Linked DNA regions of Homo sapiens: region 2 is linked to region 1. The links are chromatin loops, found by intact Hi-C in ENCODE. Cell type or tissue: ascending aorta. All regions are shown on one strand. Each heading gives the region's core, and the rest is flanking DNA. Links, peaks and the distances in the headings are about the cores only. Region 1 overlaps FRMD3 (FERM domain containing 3). Region 2 has its middle 40 kb from the start of IDNK.

Region 1 (16,357 bases), core at 5,368-13,367:
GCTACAACAGTAGTAGTTGCAATGAAGACTGTATGTTCTACAAAGCCTAAAATATTTGCTAGTTGACCGGGTATAAAAAATGGTTTTCTGAACCCTGATCTGGGTCCAGAACACAGGAACGTGAAACCACAGGAAGCCATGTCTATTTGATTCTAAAAAATGAAGGTGTTTCTGTAAAAAGAGTACCTACCTCCAAGATTTGATGCAAAGATTAAGCAGGTAACAGATGTGAATCTGTTACACTAGTGCTTAACACACAGTATGTTCTGTCCTTGCCCTCAGACTACCATGTGCTCCCTTGCTAGCCCTACATATGGCTGAAGTCAGAAATACTGTGCTGAGGGGAATGTCAAGCAGGATGTCGAGATATTTACAACAAACCAAAGGCCCATCTTTAAAATAATTCTCAAGTAAGCATCATTTGCTTTGGGCTTAACCTCAGATCTCCACTGGCTAAGCATTTAAAAGACTTAATTGAAAATGTCATACACAGGGAAAAACTAACTGCAAATGCTCAGAGAAGGCAAAAAGATCAAAACCAAAGGAGAAAAGGCAGGGACCCTGATAGGACTGGAGACTCCTGAGGCCCAGACTCACCAAGGAAGAAACCATTTAATGATCCATTTTTTCAGGAAGATACTAAGATCAATTAAATAGAAAGGTTGGGGTTTTTTCCTTGAATCTCCCACTGGGCATCTGTTTCTGGCAAAAATTCTGGTAATGGAAAATAATGATTTTCTGTCCGTCAAATATTGCATCAGGAAATGTTCCACTCAGATTAATAGTGTCTCTAATGAGACATTTAAAGGTAAAGACCAGTGATTAGTTGACTTCTTTTCAAAGAGCTAACAATTCTCCAAAGATAGGCTTTTCTAATATATTAGATGAGGTCAAGTAATTGTGTATTTAGCTGTATGTCTCCCTTCTGCCAGTTTTGAGTACTTTTAGACAAAAAGGAACAATTTCCCTTTTATTGATCCTCCTTTAGCATACCATTACATACAGTACAAAACCAGATAGCATCCCAGGAATAAATGTCAATTATTAGTGGACATTAATTGTGGAATAAGATGTGGATCTTGCCAGCAATGAGCTGGACTGCTTGGAACACAGTTGGCAGGGAAGGGAGTGGTTCTGGTTCCCTCTGACCCATCTGAGCCTAGGAGCTCTAGAATGAAACCTATGGGCAGAAGAGCAATGTAATGGTGTAGAAGACCAACATAATGGTCTTCTACTTCTGAAAAACAGAATTCTCAATTTGGCTTAGATTACATTTTGCTGCAACTTGGTTGCAACTTTACTTAGATTTAGCTTTGTTGGAATAAAAGATTTTCCACACCACTGGCTTCAAATGTTTGGGAGTGCTCTCAAGACTTGCCCTTCAGCAGGGCTTGGGACTTTAGCACTCAGCGACTGCAGGGAGCTGTCTATGCTTTATAGCATTCATGTGGAATGTGGGCTGGAGAGAGATTCCTTTGCTCTTCAGTGTCATCCCTGGCTCTCTGGACTTTAGAAGACTTTTCTCCTCCCTGTCATCCTGCCTCCTGCCGTCAGCAAGGGCTTCCCCACCCAGGCTGAAGGTCTGGAGTGCCTCTAGGGGATTTCACTCAGCTCTCATGCTGGTTAAAAGTTTGCCTAGTTGCCCTTAGCCCTGACCTAGGGTGTAATCCTTCTCTTCCTGTCACTCCACCAGAAGTGAAAGCAGCTATGCGTTTCCACTCTCCTAAGAAAGACATTCTGGATTTTAATACATTCAGATCGATTTGCATCTTCAGCTCTCAGATGGGTTCAAAAAATATGATTTTGTAATTTAGCCAGCTTGTTGGTGTTATTTTGGTGTTAGGAGAGATCAATATCTCATGCCTTTCTACATCCTAAATGGAAAGGAAATGAGAGTTCCCAGTCTGTCATTTCCAATCTTTCACTTAGAGAGGGACATTATCTCTCGCAAATCCTTTTAGGAGCCATCTTTATGCAGAGCATTAGATAAAATGCTGCAAATTTGGACAGCTGCCACGCTATGAAAGAGACAGTGGTAACACCCTGGGGCCATGCAGGGACAAGGCTTATAGGAGAGCAGCAACTTAGAAAGATATTAGTGCACAATGCACGGAAACTCAAATTTCAGGTCAAGTTCTATTGCTTCATAATTGTGTAGCCTTGGATAAGTTAATTTCTCAGAACTCTGTTTCCTTATCTGTAAAAAAAAAAAAAAATGGTGGCTGCAAACTCAATGGAAGGAGAAGGTAAGTTGGCAGAGCAGGGATGGTGGCAATTCAGAGACAAAGGATTCTTTTAAAGAGGCACTGCTGCTGAGTGTTGCCACACAGAAGTCAGGGAGCCATGTGACCAAAACCCCAGTCGCAACTGAAGCCAGAACTTTATGGCAACTGGTTCCATTTTTTACAGCTATTATTTGGCTCAAACTACATACATCTGGGTCACAGTGTAGTCCAAGGACTGTCATTTTATAACTACTGCTTTGGACTCCAAGGATCCCTTAAGCATAGAAATTGGCTGTCAAATTTCTTTGCTGTTGGCTAGTGACCTCTTGATAGTCGAAGGCGCTAAATGATAGTCAAAACTGTCTTTGACTAATAAAAATTAGGAGGCAAATTAATTGTTGCTTCATGAATTATTTTGTAGATAAAATCTTTCAAACCATGAGGTCATAGGGGAGTGTGGATGATGAAGGAGACCCCAGCTTGGGGATGAAATGGCCGAAAATCTGGGCTAGGCCATCCCACACTACTACAGTGCCCCACAAAAGGCTGCTCTTCGATAAATATTAGTGGTATGAATGGATGGATGGAAAGATGCATGGATGGATGGATGAAATATAAATGGATAGAAGGATGGATAAATATCCTCTGGATAAATTCACTGTTATAGTCTCATTGAAAGTTCAAAGAATCTTTAGCTCTATGCATAAGTTAGAATCACATGTGAGATATAATCAGACAATGTATTAAGTAATGGCTGACTCCTACTTTCAATAATATAACCCTCTCTCCTTCTTCATGGCCACATTGCACTTTGGTAACATTGCTTTTTCCCCCTTAAGGTCATCGTAGCTAGATTTCACCTGTATAAAAAACATGAATGGCTTGGACATGCACACCACTTGCCCCAGCCCATCCCTCCCTAGAAATGTCCTTTACCCTAGGCCACAAAATGCCAGGACTTCATTTTTACAGTGAACGCATTTGATCCCAAATCATCCCATCTTCCCCCTTCCTAAGAAAGGTGCTATACCAAATAGCAACAAAAAATGCAAATTGATTTGATAATCTACCAGGGAGAGAGATTCTATGAGTTTGGAAGGGACTTGGGAAGGGAAATGATACAGGGAGAGAGATCGATGACAAAGAGAAAACTCATCTTAAGAAAGATTGGGGTTGTAAAATAACCAGACATTTATTTCTTGTCTTCTTTTTACACAATAAACACACTTCTCAAAACTGACAAAAACATTTCTTAAGAGGGCCCTTGTGATCTATTCATCAGAAGCAAAGGTAGAGGATATTTTTCATGTCAGGGTATTTGTTTCTAGAAACCTAGACGTTTTTAAAATGATAACTCCATTTTTTTAAACTATAGCCATGGCGCATGATTTACAGAGAATATAACCTTTAAGAAATAGAGATAATTACTCTGTTTAAAAAACACACTGTGTCATTCTTGCTTCTAGCACAAACCTCACTGCCCCGGATCATTATAGTGTGGCTAGTTGGATGATTTTCCTGCTCTTCAAGGGCAAGGAATATACTTCATCAAAACTGCTTTACTGCCAATTGAGCCTTTTGAATATTTAAAAGCTGATGACCTATGACTGAAGTTAATGCAAATGTCTCTGTCTCTAATGACAAACCTGATGAACTGGTGATGAGAGGAAGAAAAGACTAGCTGAGTAGAAACTCTAGGAAATACCTCCAGCAAAGTCTATCAGGGTTCTTTATGGTAAAAGCAATCTTATTCTTGATCTTAAACCCCTTCCGAGCACCCTCAGGACTAACGGAATGGGTATTTCCTCTTACCCCAGGTGGCTTTGATTAAAGCTGTGGAAAACAGAAACCAAGAGGGACAAAAAGAACAGAGGACTGGCGAGGCATGGTGGCTCACACCTATAATCCCAGCACTTTGGGAGGCAGAGGCGGGTGGATCACCTGAGGTTGGGAGTTTGAGACCAGCCTGACCAACATGGAGAAACCCCGTCTTTACCAAAAATACAAAATTAGCCCGGCAGGGTGGCGCATGCCTGTAGTCCCAGCTACTCCGGAGGCTGAGGCAGGAGAATTGCTTGAACCCAGGAGGTGGAGGTTGCGGTGCGCAAAACTCCATCTCAAAAAAAAAAAAACAAAAAAAACAGAGGACCATCAAGTCCTCAGGGGTTGCAGCAATGGCTTCCTCCAGTCACCAGAGGGCTCTAGAGGGAGGAATAACCTATTTCTAAATCAGTCCTCATCTCTGCACACCAAGCTTAAAGTCTGAAAATTACAAGAGATTATTTTTCACACATAGTTTTACAAACAAATATGGCTCCTGATAACTTAAAATTATCTACAGAGGCAGGAGAGTGAAGTAGAAATTGATTCCATACCTGGTCTGCCATGTGTTTAGAACAGGAGTCAGCAAGCTAGGACCCATAGGCCAAATGTGGCCTGCCACCTGTGTTGTCAATAAAGTTTTATTGAATCATGGCCCACTCATTTAAGAATTGTCTATATCTGCTTTTGCTTTACCAAAACAGAGCTGAGTCACTGCACTAGAGACCGTATGACCCAGAAAGCCAAAAATATTTAACTAGCCCTTACCTAGAAGAATCATTCGGCTCAGTGGGTTATGTAAGTGACACATCTCCATATCATCTAGTTCACATGATATTAAAAGGCCCAAAGATGCCTGTATAAAAATCTTTCTAAATGCAACTCTATTAGCTAGAATGACCAAAATCCAGAACACTAACAACACCAAATGTTGGCAAGGATGTGGAGCAACAGGAACTCTCATTCCCTGCTGGTGGGAATGCGAAATGCTACAGCCACTTTGGAAAATAGTGTGGTGGTTTCTTATAAAACTAAACATACTCTTACCATATGATAGAGCAATCATGGTGTTTGGTATTTACCCAAATGAGTTGAAAACTTATGTCTACACAAAAACCTACACACAGTTATTTATAGCAGCCTTATTCATAATTGCTCAAACTTGGAAGCAACCAAGATGTCTTTCAGCAGGTAAATGGATAAATTATGATACATACAGACAATGGAATATTATTTTATGCCAAAAGGAAATGAGCTCTTAAACCAAGAAAAGACATGGAGGAAACTTAAATGCATATTACTGAGTGAAAGAAGCCAATCTGAAAAGACTACACATTGTATGATTCCAACTATGACATTCTGGGTAAGGCAAAAGCTATAGAGACAGTAAAAAGATCAGCGGTTGCCAGGGGTTAGGGGAGAAGGAGGGATGATTTTTAGGACAGGGAAACTACTCTGTATGATACTATAATGGTATTGGTATTGCAATGGAATGATACTATACATTCATCAAACCCATAGAGTGTACACCAAGAGTGAACTCTAATGTAAACTATCAACTATGAGTGATTATAATGTATCAATGTAGGCTCATCGGTTGTAATACATGTACCACTCTAGGAAGGATATTGATAATGAGGGAGGCTATGCATGTGTGGGAAAGGGGTATAGAGGAAATCTCTGTGCCTTCCTTTCAATTTTGCTGTAAACCTAAACATCTCTTTTAAAAAATAAAGTCTATTAAAAAAAGAAAAACAACTCTATTAGTCAATGAGTTGTGAGGGCCATTAAGGGCTGGGTGCCCACTGTTTCCAGCTCCTATTACCTTCTGAACACCATAGAATTGCATTTCCTTGATCCTGGGTAAGATCTTGGGATGAGTCCTGATCAGAGAGTTGTAAGCAGAAGTGCTATGAATCACTTCCGAAATGAAGCATGACCTTCCAGGGCTCTTTTCCTTGTGGCTCAACATCTGGCAAATCCAAGTTTCTGACTTCCCTGAGTGACAATGGTGGGCGGAGCCCCCCAGCTGGCCTCTGGTGGGCACAGAGCAGAGTCAAGAAGAAGCCTTTCTTGCTCTAAGCCACTGAGCATTGGGTGTTTGTTTCCTCAGCAAAATCTAACTGATCTTGACTGAAATAGAGATGATCGATAACTATAACATGCTACTATATTTGCAAGACTGTTGCTTCTCCCTATCCTCCAGTACAGTGAAGGACTCAGAAGAAGAAACATTGATCCAAGCATGAACTTTTACCTTCAGTCATCAATCTAATTTAGTTCATGAAAATTCTTCTTAAAATCTTGGTCTTCTTAAAACTCCAAGGAAGAGTCAGTCTCTCTCTCTCTCTTTCTCTCTCTCTCTCTCTCTCCCCCCACCATCCCCCAAAGAACTCTGTTATTCTTGCCTATCTATCAGGCCATCTTGGTCCCACCTTCAAGCAGTCTGTAGCCTCCCAGAGAGGAAATTTCTTTTTTCTCTCTCATTAATTTTCTGCCAAGAATGGTGACTTTTTTTCCTCTCTCAGAGATCACAGGAGCAGAATAATCCTAATCAATAAAAAGGCTGGGAGAAGGTTGTGAAACCACCCCCTCCTGAGGTAAACATGTTGATCTCCCTGTAAATCATCATTTCTGCTAATATTTGAGCACCTGTTGTGTTTTATTTCTCAGCTGATTCAGAAAGCAGGAAGGAAGAAGGAGGTTATTTATTGGGTCCCTCAAACCCCAACAAAAGCCAACTGGAATCCTCTCAGGAAGTCTTCAGAACAGCAGTTCGATGGCCACACACCATCCCTAGCTAAGTGGGAGGGTCACGGGTGTTGTGGTGACTCTGGAGAGCAGGATGGCCATGGTTTGGTGCAGCCAAGCACAGGTCTTCTCCATCCATGACTCCTTCCTGGCTTGGTCAGGTTTGCAGAGTAATTCAACCAAGGCCCAATTCCTTACACAAGACAGATAACACTTTCTTGACCTGTGTATGAAGGGGTGGTGGCACCCCCAGAGCACCTTCAGTCCCTGTAGCAGGTTTCCCAACAGACGCAAGAAAGCTCCTCTCCCTCTGCACTGTCAGCCTCTTCTGCTCTTCTTGTCTTACCCTCCAAACCAAAAGTATCTCTCTGCTGCACTGATGCTGAATGAAATACAGAACTACTTAGAATGAGCAAAAATACACAGGGAAATAGCCCCTGAAGCTGTCCTTGCAAGGTGATATGATTCCTGACAGGTTCATCCTTCAGGCATACAACTCCCAACTCTTCACAAAGGCTTAATGGATGTTTCAAATGTGCAGGACCACATGTGCCATAGAATGGCAGCTTTGATCAAACCACAGAACTTACTTCCAAGATTTATAAAGTGCGAGTGACTGATGACCCCCGTCTTCCCTGAGTGCATGATGACCACTTTCAGTGATCTCCACAAGCTCAGGTGCTGGCCCAGGGTCCAAGCTACAGCTTTCTGAATGTTAATAAAACAACTTGGAATCTTCTGTGATTCACTCATTTTCTCATGAAATTGTGGATCACCAAGTCTGGCTGCAACGCCTCTCATGACTCTCTTCTTTCAATTTCCTTTACTCCTATTCTTTTTCAGGTCCTTCCCGTTTCTTGTCTGAATACCAGAAATTACTAACTGGCCCTCCTGCCCTGGTTCTCCATCCTCAGGCACCGCTGACATGGTGATCACCGTGAAACACCTACCCGACTACCTGATTCCCTTTAAACGCTCAACAAAGGGAGAAGAGCATGGGCATACCTTGAGCCAGGTAACCCAAGGTTCAAGTCCTGACTCCACTATTTACAAAGCACAAGTCCTTTAACCACTTCAGCTTGTACTTTCCTCATCCCACACTAGAAAGAACAATAGCGCCCATCTAATAGAGTTTGGGAGAACTGAGTGGGATAATGCACTTAAAGCTCTTAGCACAATGTTTTGGCATCTAGTAAGTAAATGCTCAATAAGTGTATATTATTATCCTATGTTCTGAGCGTTAGAGGCCCTGCAAATTCAGGGCATAGAAAACCTTTCCATTCCCATCTCCTATCAATTCAAACAGTGGGTGCAACTCCTTCATCCAGGGATTCTCACCCTGTGCTCCCCGGAACACTGCTCTGCCACAAACCCCTCCACAAAAATATCGAACTTTATTTCTACCTCTAGTACATTTGTCTCCAAAATAGCAAAAGAGTAGTGAGAATTTCATGTATCTTCAACAAGGCTTTTCATTAGGAGACAATACTCTAAAATTACCCACATAGATGGCCTGTTGCTTTCTGAAAGTAGTACAATGTTTTGATGTCTAATCATCTTTATCTCTAAGACTAAGCGTCATATTTTCCCAGCTGAAATAAGCTGCCACCTTGAATGCCCTCACATATACTCTTCCCAGACTCACCAGTAGGGGGCGCGCCTGCATAAAGGAGGGAGCTAGAACAATTTCCTCACACCGGGACAGTTGTCTGTTCCAGAATGCATAATCCAATGATGCAATTTTCTTTATACTTACCAGAGGCCTAGAACATGGAAGCATCTCAGTTCTTGCAGTTTTTCATCAACACTTGTCATAACACTGCCCATGCTTGCTATTACCAAAATGATTTTTTTTTCTGTAGTTTGCACAGTATCTAAATTCTAGCTACAGACTAGACTACTTGAATTACCTAAATTCCAAGTTGGCAATGATCCCTACACACACTTCATTTGATTCCCAGCAGCCCATGTAGAGTGTAACCATCACACAGGGCATAAAGGCACAGACTCTAGACCAAGACTGCCAGAATTCAAATCCCAGCTCTGATACTTACTAGCTGCGTGACCTTGGGTAGGTTGTTTAACCTCTCTGTGCCTCGGTTCCCTCATCTGTAATATGAGAATAACAATAACCTATCTCCTAGGTTGTTGTGAAGATTAAACGAGTTAATATGTGCAAAGTGCTTAGAACAGTGTTAGGAACGTGGTGAATGCTCTATGCAATTTTGCTTCTACCACTGCTACTGTGCAGCTATCATTGAAGCATCGCAGGTGAGAAAAAGAGGATCAGACACTAAATCTGTCATCTTGAAAGTAGCTCAGCAAAGGGAATCTTCCCAATGGATTCTATTCTACTTGGAGTCAATGCTTCCAGCTATGGCCACCGGTGGGAAAAAGGCAACACAAAATTCAAATCAGAAAGGTTTACTTATTTACCTTAGATTCCACTTTCAGAAGCTCAGGGTGTTTAGAAATCCATATGTGTAAGAAAATACATGGATCTAATAACTACTGATGGATCATAAACAGCCACTCATAGGACTCCAAACTGTTGAGATTGTTATTGACGGAGGACACCAGGGTGTCCTTGACAGTGCCCAGAAAAATTGCGCTGCCACGCAAAACAGCCTATCCATACATTACAAATATTCCTCCTTCACGATGTGATTTCCACATTCCCTGCAGTAAGAATATTTTCTCCCCTTTATCATTTTCACAAATGTCTACTCAGTAATTACCTGAGTTCATTTTTATGAATTTCCACTATTTTTCTTTCCAGCTTCTGTGACTGCTTGGGGAAAATCTCAAACTCACTGATGTAATTCTCAGGATGCTCATCAGGATCGTAATCACCAAGCTCAGCTGTAATGAGTGAAAAAATAAAGAGACAGAGAAAGATTAAAAACAATAACATGAGCAGGGTGCATATGGAGTGCCTCCTGCCATCCAAAAGAAGAGGCTGGAATAAACTCACCCAAAAATATGTATCTGTACCCAGAGAAAGCCTGAGTGTCTAGAGGCTCATATTCCAGTTCAGATCGAGCTGTGTGAGCTTGGGATCTTGAGAATCTTCTCTGGGTCTCGCCTTCTTTATCAGTATAATAAAGGATTTAAATTACTGTTTTTCAGTGGGGACACCATTGGCATTTTGAGGGCTGAACAATTTTATTATTTCAGATTTTCTAAGGAACTGTAGGACATTTAGTAGCTCTACCCTTCAGGTACTAGATGCTAGCAGCAGACCCAGGCACTGTGACCATCAAAACTGCTCTCTCCCAGAAGTTAGTCAAAGAATACAGGATTTCAGTTAGATAGAAGGAATACATTCAAGAGAGCATTGTACAACATGGAGACTATAATTAGAAACAACGTATTGTATACTTAAAAATCCCTGAGAGGGTAGCTTTTAATTGTTCTCACCACCAAAACAAATGATAAGTATATGAGGTAATGTATATGTAAAGCTCGGTTTAGCCATTCCACAATGCATACATATTTCAAAACATCAGGTTGTATACCATAAATATATATAATGTTTATTGATTTAAAATGTTTTACATTTTTTAAAAATTTAATGCCCCCGCCCCAGTATTTCCAAATGCTCCCCAGGATAGGAGGTGGTACCACCTTTAGATGGAAACCAGTGGACATTCCTCGGGGTTCCATTCACAGCTAATATTCTCTGTGTCAGGAATTCCCTGACTGGAGCTGCCTGCTCTGAGGCTTATGCAGGTGTGGCTTATTCATTGAAAAATCACTAGAAGGAACCCAGCGGGATTGCACTTAAAAACAAATTGATTGCTCTTGAAATTAAGGAGTATACATCTAAAACAGAAGAGCATACTAGATTAAAGTTGTTGCTGGAGTCTAATGAGAAATAAAAATAAAATCCTAAGCCCCCCAACAGACTGAACATTGCCCCCACTTGGCCAAGAGGCCCCAGAGAACCCTTAAAAACTGAGTTCCCAGACATGATGAGGTCAGACCTCATTATACCCCCTCCCTCATTAATTGCTATTAGGTTTCCTACACCAAGGGTTAAACAGAAACCAGCCCTTCTGAAAGACTGCACCACTGATATCAACCAATTGCCGATGCTGCCCCTCCCTTTTGTGGTTTTGACACAGTAACTGATCAGCATTCCTTCCTGGTAAGAGACCACTGACTACAAAGTGGTTCTGGCCAGTCTATGGAGGCTGTGCACAGAGGGCCTTTGTGTCCTCTGCCTCACCTTTTGTTGTATAGGCCCTAATGATAATACATTTAAATGTTAAGTCTCCACCCAAAAGTGAACATGGGATGCATGTTGCTTATGTGCTAGCCTACTATGCATGCCTGTGCCTTCCTTTTGTGACTATTCACAGCCCCTATAATAACCTGTTGAATACGTATACTTGGCCACCCCATTCAGCATAAATCTTTGTCTTATTCTTCCCACCCTTGAAGTGCTTGTTTCCAGCTTCTGGCCAGAGTCTACGTTTCCCCACCTGTCAGAATGGCCACCCTGCAAGCTGCAACCCTTTGTGAGAAATAAAGCTCTTCTTTCCAAATTTATGTACTTCATGATTCTTCAGCTGACACTAACAAAGGGCACCTCCAGAGGATCTTCAAGGGTAAAAAGAGAAATGCCTACACATCTCTGAGCACCCAGAAGGCCAAGCAGAGATGGGTGTGTGAACCACAGCATGGAGGGGCAAAGGTGATGTCTGGCATCAAGAATACTTTCTATTGGTTCCACAAGCATGCTAAGGAATATGAGCCAGAAGAAGCAAGTGTCTCTGGAAGAAACAAAAGATATGGCCCAGGAGAGTAGACTAAAGATAGTGGGAAAATTGTATTAGAAGAACCTGATGACCAATATGACTTTGAAGTAGAAAAAAATTAGTATGCCTTGAGTGCATCTGAAAAATTACATCCAACTCTGTAATTTGTATCCACTGTCCCTTCATTGTCACATCATCCAATGACTGGAAAAGTATATAACCAGGAGGAAATCAAAGCTCTTTAAAGCTTCTGGACAAAATTCAAATTACAGAGTTCTTAAAACAACCTAGAACATATACCACAGCGAGGGAAGACTTCTAAAATAAGACCTAAAATACTTTCAGTCACAAAGGGGAAATTGATTAATTTGATCATACCAAAATTAAAATTTATTTCTGTTTAATAAAGGACATCAGAGTCAAAGTAATAGAGAGATGACAACTTGAAAGAACATATCTTCACAATCTAAAGCTGACAAGGACTAATATCTAGAATAAAGAAGAAATCCCTACATATCATTTTTTAATGGACAGGAAGACCAATAGAGAAATGGTCAAAGGATAATGAACAGACAATTCAAAGAAGGGGAAACCCTAAGGGCCAGTGTAGGGAGAGATGCTCAAACTCATGAATAATTAGAGATATGCAAACCAAAACAAGATGTTACTTTATACCTATAACATTGGCAATAAAACTAGGAAGTTGGCAGAGACACAAGAAAACAAAAATACTTGTGCACTGCTGAAGGGTGCTAGATGCATGTTGCTCCTCCAGAGAGCAAGGTGGGAGTTTTTAGTCAAATATTATGACCTAGCAATCCCATTTCTGGGCATTTTTCCTAGAAAAACTCTAGGTGCAAAAAAAGGATATGTTCAAGGTTTTTTTTATGACAGCATTAATCATAATAGTCAGAAGTTGGAGGCAACTTGGGTGTTTATTGTTAGTGGGACAGCTAGATAAGTAAAACATGGAAGACGCACCCTTTGGGACACTCTGTCACAGTTAAAATCAACAAAATAAGATGTACGTATGCAATATGGACAGATCCCAAAAGCAGTGTTCTGAGCGTAAGAAGGAGGGAATACAATGAGTTCTATAGCATCATTTAATTTATGAAATTTAGAAGTATAGACACAAAAAAACAATATTAATCATTTTATAAGGATGGATACAAAGACAAAGATATGTATATGAACCCAGCATTGCCCTTAGGAGTGGAAATGGAGAATAATGGAAAAAGGGAAATCAATCAATCAATCCATGGGCCTAAAGGGACCAATGATGAGAGGTGGGCCATAAACTGATGATTAACTCAACCTATGTTCCAAAAGAAATACACGTAACATGTCCACCTTTACACACATACACGCTTGTGCCCCTGTGAGCTAGCTACAGGCATTAATATTTAGGAGATGGACGATCCCAGTGCTTCCATTTTCCATAGGTAATTTCCAAAGGTGATGGGACAATGGACCACCAATATGAAACTGGGTCATCTTCAATGCAAATGTCAGCTTGCAGAGTGGTTGGTGAGGGAGGGCATCGTTTTTCAGGGTGCCCTTTTCTTTCCAGGAAATCTTGTGAGATATTATAGACTTGCAATGCTACACACTGCAAATGTTAGAAAAGTTAGAGAAGAAATGCTGTGAAGACTGCACCGGATTGCTGACAAGATTAACACTGTCCCCATCACAGGCCCTGCTCTGATTCCCTAAAGCTTGTCTTTAACTCTGACCTCTCCTTAAGCAGAAGGCAGGTTTTTTAAAATGAATAAAGATTTCTAGCTATTCATACCAAGAGGAGTTGGGTAAGCCGCCATGGTTCTCCCTCCTGCTCATGACTTGGAAGTTGAAGTCGTGACAAATGACATACAACTGGAGGCCCTGCGGTTTGAAACCAGCTCTAGCACTTTTCTAAAAGGATTCAATTCTAAGAGAAAAATCCAATGAGTTTGAAGTGAATGGGTGAGTAAGGTCAGAAACAGTAAGTCTAAAAAGCAACAGGCTTTCCCCTGGTTTGGAAAGGACTCATTCCAAAAGAATTTGAGATGCAGGACCTTTAGCTCCAGGGCCAACTCCTTCAGGAGCTTTCCCTGACCCATGCTTGCTAAGTCAGGAGCCCTCCTGGGACACTCATAGCAGGGACTGGGCCTGTGTGTTCCTCCATCTAACCAACAACGCAGGGTCACAATGGCCTGTTTCCTTATCCATCTTCCCACAGGAACTTTGTATTGCCATGTGGCCCCCTAGCAACTTCTCAGGAAGTATTTGGAGAACACATGAACAAATGAATGAATGAGGTAGTGATACCATCCCAGCAGGCGGCCAACCAGTCTTTCCCATAGTTAAATGAATCAGGCACAATCATTTAACTAAATGTTAAATGAATCAGGCACAGTCATTTAACGAAATGTTAAATTTAAACGTTAAATGGTTGTGACTAATTTAATTAACCATGGTTAATCAGGGCAAGTTTGAAGCTTCAGTATATTCTGAGTTTATTAAAAACAGTCAATCAAGCCAGGTGTGGTGGTGCACACCTGTAATCCCAGTTACTTGGGAGGCTGAGGTAGGAGGATTGCTTGAGGTCAGAGTTTGAGACCACCCTGAGTAACACAGTGAGATCCTGCCTACAAAAAAATACAAAACCTGTCAATCACCTGGAGTTTAGGCAAGTGCCCCGATTCATTTCAGGCAAGTGCCCTGATTCATTTAACATATTTAGTGGAGAACCTGCTGTGTGCCAGACACAGGAAGAGTGCTGTGAAAAAGCACCCAGATCCTACTCCCATGGAATTAGATTCTATATAAGAGGAAATGCACAATAAGCCCAAAAACAACTCAAGATCTAAGTGTTTGCAAGAAAACACAACAGGGCTCTGAGAAAGAATGACGTGCAGGAGGGAGCTGCTTTAGCTCGAGTGGTCCAGGTAGACTTACCAGAGGAAGTGACTTCGGGACTGAGTTCTGAATATCCAGCAGGAGTCAAGATTTCTACAGGGGTTGAACATACCAGGCAGAGGAGATAAGTTGAATTCCTCTGTGGTGTTGTTTTGTAAAAGGAACAGGAAAGATATTTTTACCAAGAAAGAATATAAATAGATCCCAAGGATTCTGTGTTTGTTTTGCAATTTGTATTATGAAAGAAAATGCATTGCATGTCTTAAATATGCTCGTTGGATTCAGTATGTACAGGCAGCAAAACTCCAGGTGATTGACTGGTTTTGTATTCCTTGTGGAGACAAGGTCTTGTCTATGTTGCCCAGGCTAGTATCAAACTCCTGGCCTCAAGAAATCCTCCTGCCTCAGCCTCCCAAGTAGCTGGAATTACAGGTGTGCACCACCACATCCAACTTGATTGACTGTTTTTTATAAACTCAGAATATACTGAAGCTTAAAACATACTCCTTGAAAGAGCATTAGCAAACAAGACGATGAGGGGCGACAGTGCCTCCTGATTGCTAATCACTTACTCCATCTTCCCTATTACTCTGTAAGAATAAGATTGCTAATCACTTACTCCATCTTCCCTATTACTCTGTAAGAATAAGCAGTTCTGAAATGCCCATCTATATCTGTATTTGTGAATGACCTGCAGTGCTGCCGAAGTACTCACCCGAGAATCAGACCTTTATGAACCACTTTTACTGAATTTGCTATAAATGACCACAGACAGCACTGCATTTGAGAGCCAAAAGGTCTTTTTGAGGTCTGCCAGTCCATTTCCCACTCTACTTTCTCCACAGTGTCTGTGTGAGTGTGGTCAGTAATAATAGCAATGAGGGATAAAATAGGGCCCTGATCGTCTGGATGGAGGCTCCGTGGCTTTATTTCAAACAGAAAACAGGATGGCGAGCTTTCCATTATAGATCCATATTGAGCATGTCCTTGGAGAATTGATGGTAATTCACTAATGCCTAAATGCATTCTGAAATCCTCATATGCTGGTCTGTTGCTTGGATTAGTATCGATTCCCTTGTCTCTTACCTAAGACAGTGCACCCTAACTCAAGATGTGCAGCCTTCACCATGGAGGAAGGGAACTATGGGATTTACAGTCCTTTCACTCCAAGGTAAGAGAGGCAGCTTTCAGAAACACATTCTCTACTTCAGTGTCGGTGAAGGGGCTGTTTCCCATTACAGTATCAACCATAGTGCTTTAAATGGGAAAATACCCAAGGGTTTTAACACCTCTGCCAAAATCTGCTGTCCAGGATGAAGCTGTTCCCAGGGAAGGGGGTGAAGAACAACACACACACCCATTTCGGAATTCTCAGAGAGACCAAACACAACTGAGAACAGGATCAAAGGAACTATTTCACAGCACAGAGCATCCCACAGGGAGGGCGGTGGGCCACAGGGGAATCCCCAGGAGAATGACAGGTTTCTCAATCAGTGACAAGCTCAGTGTTGTGGTAGGCAGATGATCATAACCGATGACCAGCTAATGGCCCATCAGAAGCTCCTGTGTTATTCCAGATCCATTGGAAGATTGACATAGTCATCTCTCTCTCTCTCTCTCTCTCTCTCTCTCTTTCCCCCAGCCTGCCTTCTCTCTCATAAACATGTCATTAATGTTCATGCTACCAACAGCTGGATCATCTGAGTCCCTCCAGCTGCCTCTCAACTGGCCCAGGGGAACAGAACACCTGAGCCATTTTCACTTGGGTGTTGGGCCCATCCGTGGCCATATGGTGCCTCAGGCCCTGGAGGCCTCCTTCCCTCAAACCACTTTCCTTACTAGGTGGAAACATTCAGAACCCAACCGACATCAACACATTAGCTATTTCCCCTAGGG
Region 2 (16,357 bases), core at 3,834-11,833, 250 kb after region 1:
AGAGGACCTAGAAAAAGGGGTATCAGGAAACCCAGGACCTCTAAGATTTTCCTTTCTAATTGTTGATTCTCCAACTTCCCCATAAAAACCTCAATCTTAGTTTTAGAGATGGGGAATAACAGAGAGTCCAGCTGTTATTACTTACCAGATGTGATTTTCTAGCCCAGTCTCAGTTCACTGGGTACTAACAGGGAAGATGTTTCTTCCTTGTTGCATCCTTGATCTCTCGTTCTGTGTCTACTTTCATCCAGGCTCCTGGGACTGAAGCTCGCCACTGACTGCAACATCACCCTGAAAACACAGAATGCAGCCTTGCTGCCTCAAGTTGAAATCATCCCTTAAGTTCTGTTACTCACAATGCCTGCTCCCTAGGACCAAGCTCTCTATTAGTCAAGATTCTATTAGTTGTATTTGAAAGACATCCTCTCAAAGAACTTAAGGGAAAAAAAAGAAGGCTGCGAGAGAGTGAAACTATTAGCAGGAATGAAACCCAATTTCGATAATGAACTAGAACGAGGGGTTTAGTCCTAATCAAACCTCTGCCTCCCATATGTACTCTTCCAGTCAGCTTCACTGATACCTCTTGCTGCAGAATGGTTTTCTCTATTTTTCAGGCAACATGATGTCAAATGTGGCTTCTGAGAGCTTCTGAGTTAATGGGTTACTGGCCCATGTGACTGGAGGAAAAGCAGCTCTTTCTCAACCCCCAGTTGGTCAGATGGATCAATCAATGGTAGTTAGGAAGCCCAGCTCACTCCTTATAAATGTGACTAGGGAATTCTCCCACTATAAACTATGGAGAATGGAGGTGGGAGAGTTCTCATATTAAGAGGGGATATACTTGTTCAATAAACACACAAAACTGTATGCCAGTGAATTGGATAACTTAGGTCAAATAAATTCCTAAAAAGATGTGAACTACTGAAACTGACTAAAGAAGAAATAGACAAATCTGAATAAACCTATAACAAATAAAGAGATTGAATTACTAGCTTTTAAACTTCCGACGAGGAAAAGTACAGGCTCAGATAGCTTCGTTGATGAATTCCTTCAAATGTTTAAGGAAGAATTAATACCAATTTTTCACATACTCTTCTAGAAAATAGAAAAGTAGGGAATTCTTTTCAACTAATTCTATTGGGCCAGCATTACCCTGATATCAAAGCCAGACAAGCCAGGCACATTGGCTCATGCCTATAATCTCAGTGCTTTGGAAGGCCAAGGCGGGAGGATCACTCGAAGCCAGGAGTTTGGGCAATATAGCAAGACCTCATCTCTACAAAAAAAAAATAAAAAATTTTCTAAAAGCCAGACAAAGACATCATAAGAAAAGAAAATTACAGATCAATACCTCTTACAGTTATAGACAAAAAAATCCTGAACGAAATACTAGCAAACAAATCCAACAACATACACAAGGATTAATCACCATGGCCAAGTAGAATTAATCCCAGGAGGGCAAGATTGGTTTTGTAGCCAAAAATCAGTTAATGTAATATACCACATCAACATAATAAAAGACAAAACCATATGATCATCTCAATAGTTGCAAAAAAAAAAATTGTCGAACTCTACATTTTACCATGGTAAAACTACTCAGGAAACCAGGAACAAAAGGGAACTTCCTTCACCTAATAAAAAGTATCTACAAGAAAGCCCACAGCTAACATCATACTTTTTGTTAACTTTTATTTAAGTTCAAGTGTACATGTGCAGGTATGTTATACAGGTAAACTTGTGTCATGGTGTTTGTTGTACATATTAATTCATCACCCAGGTATTAAGCCTACTACCCACGAGTTATTTTTCCTGATCCTCTCCCTCCTCCAACCCTTTATCCTCCAACAGGCCCAAGTGTATGTTATTCCCCTCTATGTGTCCATCTTAATAGTAAAAGATTAAATACTCTCCCCCATGATCAATAATAAGATAAGGATGTCCATTCTTACCACTTCTATTTAACATTGTACAGGAGTTTATAGCCAAGGTAATTGGGCAAGAAAAAAATAATAAAGGGCACCCAGATTGGAAATAAGGAAATAAAACTACCTCTATTTTGACATGATTTTATATACAGAAAATCCTAATGAATCCACTAAAAAATCTATTAGAACTAATCAACAAGTTCAGCAAGGTTGCCAGCTTAATATACAAAATATGCACTATCGATTGTATTTCTCTATGCTAGGAATGAAAATCTAAACATTTAAGAACACAGTTTCATTCACAATAGTATCAAAAAATAAAATACTTCTTTTTAAAACAACTACAAATTCTTAAAAGTAAAAAACATTGCTAAAAGAAATTAAAAGCCTAAATAAATAGAAAGACATATTATCCCATGTTGATATATTGGAAGAATATTATTAAGATGGCAATACCCTCAAATTGATCTATAGATTGAGTACAATCCCTATCAAAAGCCCAGCTGACTTTTTTTTTCCAGAAACTGGCAAAATTCTAAAATACATATGGAAATATAAAGGACCCAGAGCAGCCAAAATCATCTTACAAATAAAGTTGTAGGATGCACACTTTCCAATTTCATAAAAGCAATAGTAAATAAGACAGTGTAGGTACTGGCATAAGAATAGACATGTAGATCCATAGAATAGAATCAAAGTTCACATATAAACCTTCACATTTATGGTCAACTGATTTCAACAGAACGTCAAGACAATTCGATGAGGGAAAGAATGGTCTTTTTAACTAACAGTGCTGTGACCACTGGATATCTATCTACACAAAAATAAAGTTGGACCCATTCCTCACCATATATACAAACACTCCAAGTGGATCATAGACCTAAATGCAAAAGTTAAAACTATAAAACTCTTCGGAGAAAACATAGGTAGAAATCTCTGTGATCTTGGGTTAGACAAAGCCTTCTTGGATATGACACAAAAAGCACAAGCAACAAAGGGGGAAAAGAACTGGACTTTATTGTTTTTATAGCAACAAACGCCTATACCAAACAAGAAGAGAGATCTCAAATAAACAATCTTCAAGCAACTAGAAAAAGAAGAACAAACTGAGTCCAAATTGGGCTGAAGGAAGGAAATAACAAAGATCAGAGCAGAAATAAATGGAGACCAGAAAATAATAGACAAAAAAATTAATGACAATAAGAGTTGCATTTTTAAAAGATAAAATTGACAAACTCTTAGGCTAACTAGGAAAAAAAGAGAGAAGATTAAAATAAATAAAATTAGAAATGAAAGAGGAAACATTACAACAGATAGCAAAGAAATGCAAAGGATCAAAGAAAATTACTGTGAACACTCATATGCTAACAAATTGGATAATCTAGAAGAAATAGATAAATTTCTAGACACAAACGGCCTGCCAACATTGAACTATGAAGAAATAAAAAAAAAATCTGAACAGACCAATAATGAGTAAGGAGCTGAATCCGTAATAAAAAATTACCTCATCAAAGAAAAGCCCAGGACCAAATGGCTTCACAGCTAAATTCTACCAAACATTTAAAGAAGAACTAATACTAATCCTTCTCAAATGCTTCTATAAAATTGAACTGGAGGGAACACTTCGAAATTCATTTTATGAGGCCAGCATTACCCAGATACCAACGTCAGACAAGGATAGTACAAGAGAAAAAAACTATAGGTCAATATCCCTGATGAACATAGATGGAAAAATCCTCAACAAAATACTAGGAAATTCAATCACATATCAAAACAATCATTCACCATGACCAAGTGAGATTTATCCCAGGGATGCAAGGATGGTTCAATATACACAAATCTATAAATGTGATATACCACATTTACAAAATGAAGTATAAAAATCATCTGATCATCTCAATAAATGCAGAAAAATCATTTGATAAAATTCAACACTCTTTCATGGTAAAAAAACAGAACTCTTAACAGATTAGGTACAGAAGAAATGGACTTCAACACAATAAAGGTCACATAGCTAACATAGTACTCAACAGTAAAAAATTGAAAGATTTTCCTCTGAGTTCAGGGACAACACAGGGATGCCCACTCTCATCATTTCTTTTCAACATAATACTGGAAGTCCTAGCCAGAGCAATTAGGCAAGAGAAAGAAATAAAAGGCATCCAAATAGAAAAGAAAAAAGTAAAATTTTCTCTGTTTGCTGATGACATGATCATATATATAGAAAATCCCAAAGATTCCACCAAAAAACTGCTAGACCTGATAAACAGATTTAGTAAAGTTGCAGGATACAAAAACAACATATGAAAATTAGTAGCATTTCTAAACACTAATAACAAACTATTCAAAAAGGAAACAATTACATTTACAATAGTAACAAGAAAAAAATTTAAACCTTAGGGGTAAATTTAACCAAGGAGATGAAAGACCTCTGTACTGGAAACTACAAATCACTGATGAAATAATAGGAGGAAACACAAACAAATGAAAGATATTCCATGTTCATGAAGCTAAAGAATTAATATTGTTTAAAATGCCTATACTACCCAAAATTGTCTATAGATTCAATGTAATCTCTATGAAAATTCCAATGTCAGCTTTCAGAGAAATGTAAAAAAAAAAAAAATCCTTAAATTCATGTGGAACTACAAAAGAACAAAGCTGGAGACATCACACTCCCTGATTTCATAGTATGTTATAAAGCTATTGTAATCAAAACAGCATGGTAATGGCATAAAAACAGACACATCAACCAACGGAAGAGAATAGAAAGACTGTAAATAAACCCACACATATACAGTCAATTGATTTTTGACAAAGGTTCCAAGAACACACAATGGAGAAAGGATGACCTCTTCAACAAATGGTGCTGGGAAAACTAGATATCCACATGCAAAAGAATAAAATTAGAAACTTATCTGACACCATGAACCAAAAACAACTCAAAATGAATTAAAGACTTAAACATAAAACCTGGAACTGTAAAACTACTAGACAAAAGCATAGGCAGAAATCTCCACAACATTAGCCTGGGCGCAATGGTTTTTTGGATATGGCCCTGAAAGCTCAGGCCACAAAGGCAAAAATAGACAAATGTAATTGTATCAAACTAAAAAGCTTTGACACAGCAAAAGAAACAATTAACAAGGTGAAGAGACATCTTTGCAACTATGCAACTATATACCTGATAAAGCTTAATATTTAAAATATATAAGAAACTCAAATAGTGAATTTCTCAATAGTAAGAAAAACAAATAGCCCAATTTAAAAATAGGTAAAGAATCTGAATAGGCCCTTCTCAAAAGAAGACATACGAATGGCCAACAGGGCCATGAAGAAAATGCCCAATGTCACTAATTATCAGGGAAATAAAAATTAAAACCATAATGAGATATCATGCCACCCTTGTTAGAATGGCTTTTATCAAAAAGAGAAAAGATAACAAGTGTTGGTGAGGATGCTGAGAAAAGGGAACCCATGTATGCTGTTGGTGGAAATGTAAATTGGTATAGCCATCATGAAAAAATTGTGTGTAGGTTGCTCAAAAAAGTAAAAGTAGAACTCTGTACAATCCGGTACTCTCATTTCTGGGAACATATTCAAAGGAATTGAAATCATTGTATCAAAAGGATATCTGTACTCCCATACTCCCAATAGCCAAGATAAGGAATCAACCTGTGTTCACTAACAGATAAATGAATAAAGATAATGTATGTCCAGACAATGGAATACTATTCAGTCTGTAAAAAGAAGGCAATTCTGTCACTTGAAACAACATGGATAAATCTGGAGGACAGTATACTAAGTGAAATAAGCCAGGCACAGAAAAACACGTACCTCGTGATCTCACTTATATATGGAATCTTTAAAAAGTTGAATTCATAGCAGTAGAAAGCAGAATGATGGCACCAGAACCTGGGAGTATGGGGATCAAGAGAATGAACGGGGAATTATTGGCCAAAGGGTACAAAGTTTCAGCTAGACAGGAACAATAAGTTTTGAGATCTACTACACAGAAGAGTGACTACAGTCAATAACGTATACTTCAAAATAACCAAGGGAAGAAATCTCAAATGTATTGCCACAAAAAATATCAAGTAAGGTGATGGTTATGTTAACTAGTTTGATTTAATCATTTCACATTATATACATATATCAAAATACCACAATGTACCCCATGAATGTATACAGTTATGATTTGTCAATTAAAAATAATACTAATTTTTTTAAATGAAAAAAACTTCAGAAGAAAACAAAGCATAATGGAAAATAAAAGTGTTGTGGAGAGGGAGGCTAGATCAAACAAGAACAGCAAATTGTTGAGGCTGGGTGCTAAAAACAAGGAGATTCATTATATTGTCTCATGTTTGTTTGAAAATTTTCATATTAAAGGTTTACTTTTTAAAGATGAAATGTTAAATAAATAAAATAAATTTTAAAATGCTAAAACAATTTAACTTTTGTGCTTCAGTGAACACCATCCAAAAAGTGAAAAAAACCCACAGAATGGGAGAAAATATTTGCAAATTACACCCCGTTAAGGAAATTGTATACCAAGTATATAAAGAACTCTTACAACTCAATAATAAAAGGGCAACCCAGTTTTAAAACAGGCAAAGGATTTGAATAGACAGTCCTCCAAAGATACACAAATGACCAATAAGCACATGAAGAGATGCTCAACTTCCGTAATCATTGAGGAAATGCAAATCAAAACCACAAGATCCACTTCACATCCACTGGGAAGGCTATAATCAGGCAGATAATAACAAGTATTGTCAAGGATGTGGAGTGATTGGAACCCTAATACACTGTTGATGGGAATGTAAAATGGTGTGGCTGCTTTGAGAAAATGTGTGGCACTTCCCCAAAAGGTTAAACACAGACTTACCATATGATTCAATAATTCCATTCCTAGGTATATGTCCAACAAAAGCAAAAATGTATGTCCACACAAAAATTTGTATACAAATGTTCATAGAAGCATTCAAAATAGCCACACACAAAAAGTGGAAACAACCCAAATGTTCGTCAGCGGATTAATGAATAAATAAAATGTGGCATATTCATACAATAGCATATTATTTTGCAATAAAAAAATGAAGTGTGTAGTTATGCTAAGTGAAAGAAATTAATCCCAAAAGACCACATAGTGTATGAATTCTTTTATGTGAAATGTCCAAAATAGCCGGCAGAGTGGTTGGGGAGAAATGGGGAGTGATGGGTACATGGTTTCATGTTAGAATGATGAAAATGTTCTAAACTTGATGGCAGCGATGCTTGCGTAACTCTGTGAATATACTAAAACCATTGAATTATACACTGTTAATTGTATGATATAAGAATTATACCTCAAAAGGTTGTCATAAGTAATAAAAAGTAATCTCTTTTTTTTTCTTTAGAGACAGGATCTCACTCTGTCACCCCAGCTGGAGTACAGTGGCACAATCATAGCCCATAAAGACTGGAACTCCTGGGCTCAAGTGATCCTCCCACCTCAACCTCCCAAAGCCCTGGGATTGCAGGTATGAGTCACTGCATCCAGCCGAAAAGCAATATCTTAATCAAGTCTTGAGAAATACCCAGATCAGAAAATGTTGCAATTGGAAGAATTCCAGGTTTAGTGAAAAGATATTCAGTGGATTTTCAAGAGAACTTCCAATTCTTAAATTTAGTTCATTAAAGTGATACTATTTAGTTTAAAAGGATTTAGAGTATATTTGCTCTTAAACTTGATTTATTAGGGAACCTAGTATCTGTTTTACTGTGGATAATTTAATAAAGAGTGGTCTTTTTATTTTAAATTCTTGGGGTAAGAAAAGGTAGTAACTCCCATTATATTGGAATAATTTCAAATCACCAACTTGCACATACAACAGTGTGCTCTAACTACAATCTTGGATGAGGTATAAAACTCTCCATAGCAGAATCTGTTAACCTAAACAAGCAAAAACATAACAAAAAGTTACTCACTTTGTATGTCCTTGGTAATAAGTTTAATGCAAATTTAGAAGAAAAATGAAATATTGGTGAGATGCTATATTTTTACTTCAAAGCCCTGGAATTAGCATTTGGAGAGGTTCCCAAACATTATTTATGGTGTCAGTGACTCTGTTCTCAAATTGAAGTACCATTTTTGGCCTAGATTTGAGATCAGGTACAATTAATGAAGCACCTGGGGAAATTTTTCAAACAGATCCAGATAATCAGTTTCAAGTTGTAAGAGACGTTGCAATTTGGGATCGATAAGCCTATAGCCTCTTGAACATGGAGCACGTCTCACTCATAATGAATCAATGTTTTAAAAACTGAACTTATTCCACTAAACACAAGTCCTCTCCAGATGATATTTAAGATCTTCACCAACCATGACTTACAACTCATTTCCAGAGCCAAGAGTAATATTTTCCATCCCAAATTATTCCATAGCTTTCCAATCTCTTCTATTTTTGAGAATTCGCTTTAGAGAAACTATTATTTCTTATTTTTACTGGCTTTTCTGCACAAAAATTTGTCCTGGTAAAAATTTAAGTTGCTTCAAAAAAATAACATGCTGACTACATTTCATTTTGGAAAACTTCAGTGTTAAGAACATCTCGCTACTCACACTTGATTCCCCTCAACATAGAACCAGACATGTCCCATTCCTGCCAGCAGAGGGAGGGGTAGAAGCCCTTTCTAGCAATACCATCAGCAATTTGTAATGCAAAAGCCTTCCCCCTGCCAGCCCCATTTTCTCACAATACCGTACTAGCCACATTTCTATTATATTTTTTCCAAAGGAAAGTACATATTTACCATTTTACTCAAAGTATAATTAAAATTACATTACCAGATCCATCAGACACACTTCAATTTACATCTTGCTTTAGATATAATCTAAATTAGATATAATCCCTTGCATTAGATACAATCCCTTGTTGAAAAAAAAATTTTTGAGACAGGGTCTCACTCTGTAGCCCAGGCCGGAGTGTGGTGGCCCAATCATGGCTCACTGCAGCCTCGACATCCCAGGCTCAAGCAATCCTCCCACCTCAGCCTCCCAAGTAGCTGGGACTACAGGTGCATGCCACCACGGCCAGCTGATTTTTGTATTTTTTGTAGAGATGGGGTCTCACTATGTTGCCCAGGCTGCTCTCAAACTCCTGGGCTGAGGTAATCTTCCTGCCTCTGAAGTGCTGAAATTACAAACATGAGCCACTGCAGCCAGTGGAAACTCTTTCTTGTCTTCCCTGAACCCACCTGATCCTGGTTTTCCTCCTGCCTCTCTGGCCTTGCCTCTTCAGCCTCCTTCGATAGTGATTCCTCTTCTGCCTGACTTCCAAGTGTTTGGCTCCACAGGCTCTGTTTAAAATAAGTCTCTTGGCCGGGCGTGGTGGCTCATGCCTGTAATCCCAGCATTTTGGAAGGCCAAGGCGGGTGGATCACGAGGTCAAGAGATCGAGACCATCTTGGCCAACATGGTGAAACCCCATCTCTACTAAAAATACAAAAAAATTAGCTGGGCATGGTGGCGCACACCTGTAGTCCCAGCTACTCGGGACCTGGGAGATGGAGGCTGCAGTGAGCTAAGATCGCACCACTGCACTCCAGTCTGGTGACAGAGCAAGACTCCATCTCAAAAAAATAAAATAAATAAGGTAAAATGAGTCTCTTAACCTCCCCCGATTATCTCCTCCTCCTCCTCCTCCTTGTCTTACTCCTCTTTTCCCTGTCTCATTCAGGAGCATTTTAACTTCTTATATTCCCTCCACATCCAATCAGCCTCCTTCCTAGCCTTCACTCTTTCATCCCCGTTAATTTTAGAGTGAGGAAGTCCAGCGAAGGGGGTGTTGGTATTGTCACTCCATCTCTCACCTCCCCTTTCAGCCACTCATCTTCTTCCATAAAGAACTTTGTCATGGACAGAAAGTTTTGTTTCTTGAAACCTGTGTCTTATGAGATTTCAAGCAAATTTCACTTTGCTTTTAAAATTGTGCCACACCTCTTGTAATTCTCCTTGAGAAACAATAAGAGGAAGAGCCAGCACTCCTCTCAGGGAATAAGGCAGGCTCAGGAGCCCAAATGCCTGGGTTCTAGTCCAGATTCTGCACTCATTGCTGTGGGACTTGATCTCTCTGTGCAACAGCTGTCTGATCCGTGAAATGGATCGATAATAGGACAAATGAGGTGTCACGCAGTGTTAGCTCTATTCATTATAATAGACTTCTATTATTGAATTAAGTAAATAAAGCCTCACAGGGGCTTGAAAGACATGAAAGACAGAGGCAGGGAACAAGAATAAAGCATTTCAATTCACCTTTCGTTTAAGTCTGAGGTTTCTTAAACTAGAGCCTCATTAAAACCTTAGGAACATCACTTCTCTCATTTGGAGCCTCTCGGGGAGACTGGCAAACCCTGAGTCCTGCTATGTCTGGGTTGTAAACTTTGTGGGCGGTGGCAGCAGCCTGGAAGACACAGCAGGATTGTGAGGGAGCCAGGAAACCTCCAGGGCAGCCCTGCAGGATGCCACCGCCAGAGCTCAGCCTCATTCCATATGAAATGGAGCCCACTCAGCCAGGAGGAACAAGGTGCTTCCTGCAGCAAAGCGAGCAGCCAGGACCAAAGGCTTAAGGATCCAAAGAACCCAACCAGTAAGGGGGCAGTCTTGGAAGAAACTCTATATATAATGCAGTAATAGAAACTCTTATTTGCCTAATCTGACATTCATTGTTTCTTCCTCTCTATTCACAGAATCCCGCTTTTTACCTGGGCACATTGCTACCTATAAAGAGTGCATTTCCCAGGATCCTTTGGAGTTGGCTGTGGCTATGCATCTAAATTTTGACCAATGGAGTGTAAGCAGCATTGAGCTTATACTCACCTCTCTTCTTCCTTCCTGCTGCCTGGAATACAGACTTGATGGCTGGAGCTCCAAGCAGCCATCTTGGGCCAAGAAACGCTATGTAGAGAGGCAGAGAGACAGGAGCGTGAGTCTCCTATGATTATGTGCAACTACCATCCACAGAACTTTCTACTTTCAGAGCTCTTTATGCAAGTTAGAAATAAACTTCCAACTTATCTAAGCTATTGTTATTTTTTGGTTTTCTGATACATGCACACAAATGTAATCCCAAACAATAGAGAAATTCCACACAAGTATTATCTAATTAGATTTTTTTTAAGTTTATGAGTGCACAGCATAATCAGGGAAACTAAATACTTCAGGTTGGCTCCTTAGAAAGGGCTAATGAATATCCCAAGTGGAAAATAAGAGATAAACAGGAACCTTACCTAATGATAAAAGAATAATGTCCACAGGAAGATTTTTTTAATCTTAAATTTGTATGCACTTAATATGACAGCTTCAAATTATGTAAAGCAAAAGCAACCAAACTGAAAAGAAAGAGAAACAAATCCACAATCAAAGTTGGAGATTTTGGCTGGGTGCGGTGGCTCACGACTGTAATCCCAACACTTTGGGAGGCCAAGATGTGTGGATCACTTGAGGTCAGAAGTTTGAGACCAGCCTGGCCAACAGAGTGAAACCCAATCTCTACTAAATATACAAAAATTAGCCGGGTGTGGTGGTATGTGTGTACCTGTAATCCCAGCGACTCAGGAGCCTGAGGCAGGAGAATCACTTGCACCTGGGAGGCAGAGGTTGCGGTGAGCCAAGATCATGCCACTGGACTCTAACCTGTGCAAAAAAAAAAAAAAAAAGTTGGAGATTTTAACAACCTCTCCCCTCTTAGTAAAATAACTGTTATGGGCTGAATTGTGCCCCCCTACCAAAATTCATCTGTTGAAGTCCTAACCCCCACTCAGTCCCGCGGGGAAAACTTCTCAGGCCACAGAGGCAGGAAGGGATGTGCTCTCCTGAGAAGCCTTTTTGGGTTTACCTTACAACAAATTATTATGTTTTCCCTTCTGCCCTAGCTGCTAGGGAACCTGCAGCCACAGCAACTTAAGAGGGCTATTGAAATGTGCTCTGTGCCCTAACCCTACCCCTGGGCTTCATCTTATTTTCCTCACTGTGCTTTCTTTTATCCCATTTTCTCAACTATTTTGTCTTCTTATACATATCCTTGGAAGCTGCCACAAGTCCTCTTTTAGGATCTATATAAGGCATAAATAATTAAGAAGGGATATGGATGAGGGAGGCAGCCCAATGAGATAAAGAGTGCAAAAAAATAAAGGCTAAATAGGCATTACTCCAAAGATTATATACAAGTAGCCAACAAGCATATGACAAGATGTTCAATATCACTAATCAATGGAAAAATGCAAAACAAAACCACAACATCACCCTACACCCATTGGCATGTCTACTATTAAAAACAGAAAAAAAATAACAAGTGTTGGTGAGGATATGGAGAAACTGGAACCCTTGTGCTCTGCTGGTGGGTATGTAAAATTGTGTCATTGTTATGGAAAACAATATGGCAGTTCTTCAAAACACTAAAGATAAAATTACCATATCATCTAGCAATCCCTCATCTAGGTATATACTCAAAATAATCAAAAGCAGGCTCGCAAAGAGATATTTGCAGCTGGGTGCAGTGGCTCACGCCTGTAATCCCAACACTTTGGGAGGCCAAGGCAGGTGGATCACATAAGGTCAGAAGTTGGAGACCAGCCTGACCAACATGGTGAAACCCCGTCTCTACTAAAAATACAAAAAATTGGCCGGGCATGGTAGTGTGCGCCTGTAGTCCCAGCTACTAAGGAGGCTGAGGCAGGAGAATCATTTGAACCTGGGAAGTGGAGGTTCCAGTGAGCCTAGATCGTGCCACTGCACTCCAGCCTGGGTGACAGAGCAAGACTCCATCTCAAAAAAAAAAAAAAAAAAAAAACAGATGTTTGCACACCCACATCAAGAGCTGGAAGCAACCCAAGTGTTCGTCAACAGATGAATGGATAAACAAAATGTGGTACATAATATGAGAGAATATTATTTAGCCTTAAAAAGGGAAGAAATTCTAACACATGTGACAACATGGATGAACACTGAGGACATTCTGCTAAATGAAATGAGCCAGTCACAAAAAGACAAACACTGTAAGGTACCACTTATATGAAGTATCTAAAGTTGTCAAATTTACAGACACAGAAACTAGAAGGGTGGTTGCCAGTAGTTGGAAGGATGGAGAAATGGAGAATTGTTTAATGGGTTTCAGTTTTACAAGATGAAAGAGTCTGGAGATTGATTGTACAACAATGTGAATGTACTTAACACTACTGAACTGTACACTCAAAATGGTTAAGATGATAAATTTCATGTTATATTTAATCACAATTTTCTTAAAGTAAAGGCAAGAAAGACAAGCTTATTTTTTCACAATTTTTGCCCAGCGTACATCCTGATGTCAAGTTGAAAGGAGCTGGTGGTTTCATTTGGAATCTGTCCCATCCCCACCCTAGCCTTTCAGGAGAAGTAGGGAGTATTTTACATCCAACCAGTGAGAGTAAAAATAATCACCTAGCTTGGAGGTAAACAAATATTCAGGATTTGAACAAAGAATACTTTCACTTGGATAAGTATTCTTAGGTATTCTTTTTCCTAAGTAGGATTGCCCCAAAACTGTAATTGTTCATCTTGAATATGTAATCAGAACCACATTTGTGAGACAGAATTTTTTTTCTTTCAACTTCTCTCTCAACATCTACTCCCTTGTTCTAATCTGCTTATGACAATGTACCTCCCACACGCAACTAAAAAAGCAAAAATGTCAAGTGAAGTGTTTTATGTTAAGGATCCAGATTACTGAACAGACTGTGTCACTAAAGCATGTTAATAGTGTAAGCAGAGGGAAATATAGGTTAGTGAGTCAACTCTTTTCTAGTTCATCAGAGGCCAAGCAATCTTTTCAAATGATTGATGTTTTGTTCAGTCTTGGCTAAGTGATTCTTCCTTTCCCTTCCAACCTAAAGGCCATGCTAATGGGAGGTTCCCATGCCATGGTTTTTTTTTTTTAATTATTATACTTTAAGTTTTAGGGTACATGTGCACAACGTGCAGGTTAGTTACATATGTATACATGTGCCATGCTGGTGCACTGCACCCACTAACTCGTCATTTAGCATTAGGTATATCTCCTAAAGCTATCCCTCCCCCCTCCCCCCACCCCACAACAGTCCCTAGAGTGTGATATTCCCCTACCTGTGTCCATATGTTCTCATTGTTCAATTCCCACCTATGAGTGAGAATATGCGGTGTTTGGTTTTTTGTTCTTGCAATAGTTTACTGAGAATGATGATTTCCAATTTCATCCATGTCCCTACAAAGGACATGAACTCATCATTTTTTATGGCTGCATAGTATTCCATGGTGTATATGTGTCACATTTTCTTAATCCAGTCTATCATTGTTGGACATTTGGGTTGGTTCCAAGTCTTTGCTATTGTGAATAGTGCCGCAATAAACATACATGTGCATGTGTCTTTATAGCAGCATGATTTACAGTCCTTTGGGTATATAGCCAGTAATGGGATGGCTGGGTCAAATGGTATTTCTAGTTCTAGATCCCTGAGGAATCGCCACACTGACTTCCACAAGGGTTGAACTAGTTTACAGTCCCACCAACAGTGTAAAAGTGTTCCTATTTCTCCACATCCTCTCCAGCACCTGTTGTTTCCTGACTTTTTAATGATTGCCATTCTAACTGGTGTGAGACGGTGTCTCATTGTGGTTTTGATTTGCATTTCTCTGATGGCCTGTGATGGTGAGCATTTTTTCATGTGTTTTTTGGCTGCATAAATGTCTTCTTTTGCGAAGTGTCTGTTCACATCCTTCACCCACTTTTTGATGGGGTTGTTTGTTTTCTTCTTGTAAATTAGTTTGAGTTCATTGTAGATTCTGGATATTAGCCCTTTGTCAGATGAGTAGGATGCGAAAATCTTCTCCCATTTTGTAGGTTGCCTGTTCACTCTGATGGTAGTTTCTTTTGCTGTGCAGGAGCTCTTTAGTTTAATTAGATCTCATTTGTCAATTTTGGCTTTTGTTGCCATTGCTTTTGGTATTTTAGACATGAAGCCCTTGCCCATGCCTATGTCCTGAATGGTAATGTCTAGGTTTTCTTCTAGGGTTTTTATGGTTTTAGGTCTAACGTTTAAGTCTTTAATCCATCTTGAATTAATTTTTGTATAAGGTGTAAGGAACGGATCCAGTTTCAGCTTTCTACATATGGCTCGCCAGTTTTCCCAGCACCATTTATTAAGTAGGGAATCCTTTCCCCATTGCTTGTTTTTGTCAGGTTTGTCAAAGATCAGATAGTTGTAGATATGCAGCATTATTTCTGAGGGCTCTGTTCTGTTCCATTGATCTATATCTCTGTTTTGGTACCAGTACCATGCTGTTTTGGTTACTGTAGCCTGGTAGTATAGCTTGAAGCCAGGTAGCGTATGAAGTTAAAACAAAGATAAGTTTCATTCGGATGTCTGCTTTTAATGTCATATGATAAAATCTGGAGTTAAATCAAGAAACAAAATTGAGGATAAATGTATAAAGTGAGTTTTCTGTCAAATTAAAAAGTGAAGAATGGCTTGCTACACCCAGCATACATCACCTCACACCCAAGTGTAAGAACTGAGTTAAATTTAAATGGTGATCACTTAATGACTTGCCCTATGACCCTGGGAAACCCTCTGACTTCCATCTTATTTTTCCCACCCATAAAATTATTATAAACAAGACATACTTTTTTTTTGAGACAGAATTTCACTTTTGTTGCCCAGGCTGGAGTGCAATGGTGCCATCTTGGCTCACTACAAACTCCACCTCCCAGGTTCAAGTGATTCTCCTGCCTCAGCCTGCTGAGTAGCTGGGATTACAGGCACCCGCCACCACGCCCAGCTAATTTTTTGTGTTTTTAGTAAAGACAAGGTTTCACCATGTTGACCAGGCTGGTTTTGAACTTCTGACATCAGGTAATCCACCCACCTCAGCCTCCCAAAGTGCTGGGATTACAGGCGTGAGCCACCGCACCCAGCCTAAATAAGATGTACTTCTGATTCAAGACATCCATTGCTGTTTAAAGGACAGATGCACCAGGAACTCTCAAAAGCCTTGAAGTAGCCATGCAATAGACTGGCAGGCTGGGAAGAACCTCATTAAGCAGTTCTACAACCATGGCAGTCAAGAGGTCTTCTCCATTTTGGCCCATGGTGGGGAAAGATTCCATTCCATTCATGTGGGGCTGTGTTCCCACAAATGGTCCATATACACAGGTGGTCTCCAAAGGTCTATCAAGCAGTGTTTGATAGCTCAGCTATTTCAGGGGCAAATGTGATCAAATAATTTTGTTTACATAGATCTTAGAAATTTGAAATGGAATATTAAATTATCTTAATTTTCACAGACATCATATTACATCCTTAATAGTCATTAAGGATGACTTTTTCTACATTTATAAAAGCTCTACGGGCCAGGCGTGGTGGCTCACATCTGTAAT

What was found. A loop is a pair of places that touch in the nucleus more often than their neighbours do. Peaks named below come from ENCODE experiments on the same cell type or tissue, not always from the same donor. Only the 100,000 strongest peaks of a DNase experiment are listed, where the experiment ranks them.
Region 2: a loop joins it to region 1, with 2.5 times the contacts of the local background. A loop is called at or near these places in 36 of 110 quality-filtered maps.

What each region holds. Positions count from the first base shown.
Region 1 is chr9:83,325,981-83,342,337 of GRCh38, forward strand. FRMD3 (FERM domain containing 3) reads right to left here. Exons shown (of 14, transcript NM_174938.6): 6 at 9,536-9,659. Among named protein-coding and RNA genes, the nearest start is that of FRMD3-AS1, 110 kb to the left of the region's middle. In ascending aorta, for the core only: a CTCF peak has its summit at 8,444 (motif pointing right); a DNase peak (open chromatin) is centred at 8,451.
Region 2 is chr9:83,574,765-83,591,121 of GRCh38, forward strand. It overlaps a transcript of FRMD3 not described here. Among named protein-coding and RNA genes, the nearest start is that of IDNK, 40 kb to the right of the region's middle. RefSeq lists a silencer at 13,450-13,744. In ascending aorta, for the core only: a CTCF peak has its summit at 8,578 (motif pointing right); a DNase peak (open chromatin) is centred at 8,597; H3K27ac peaks cover 534 bases.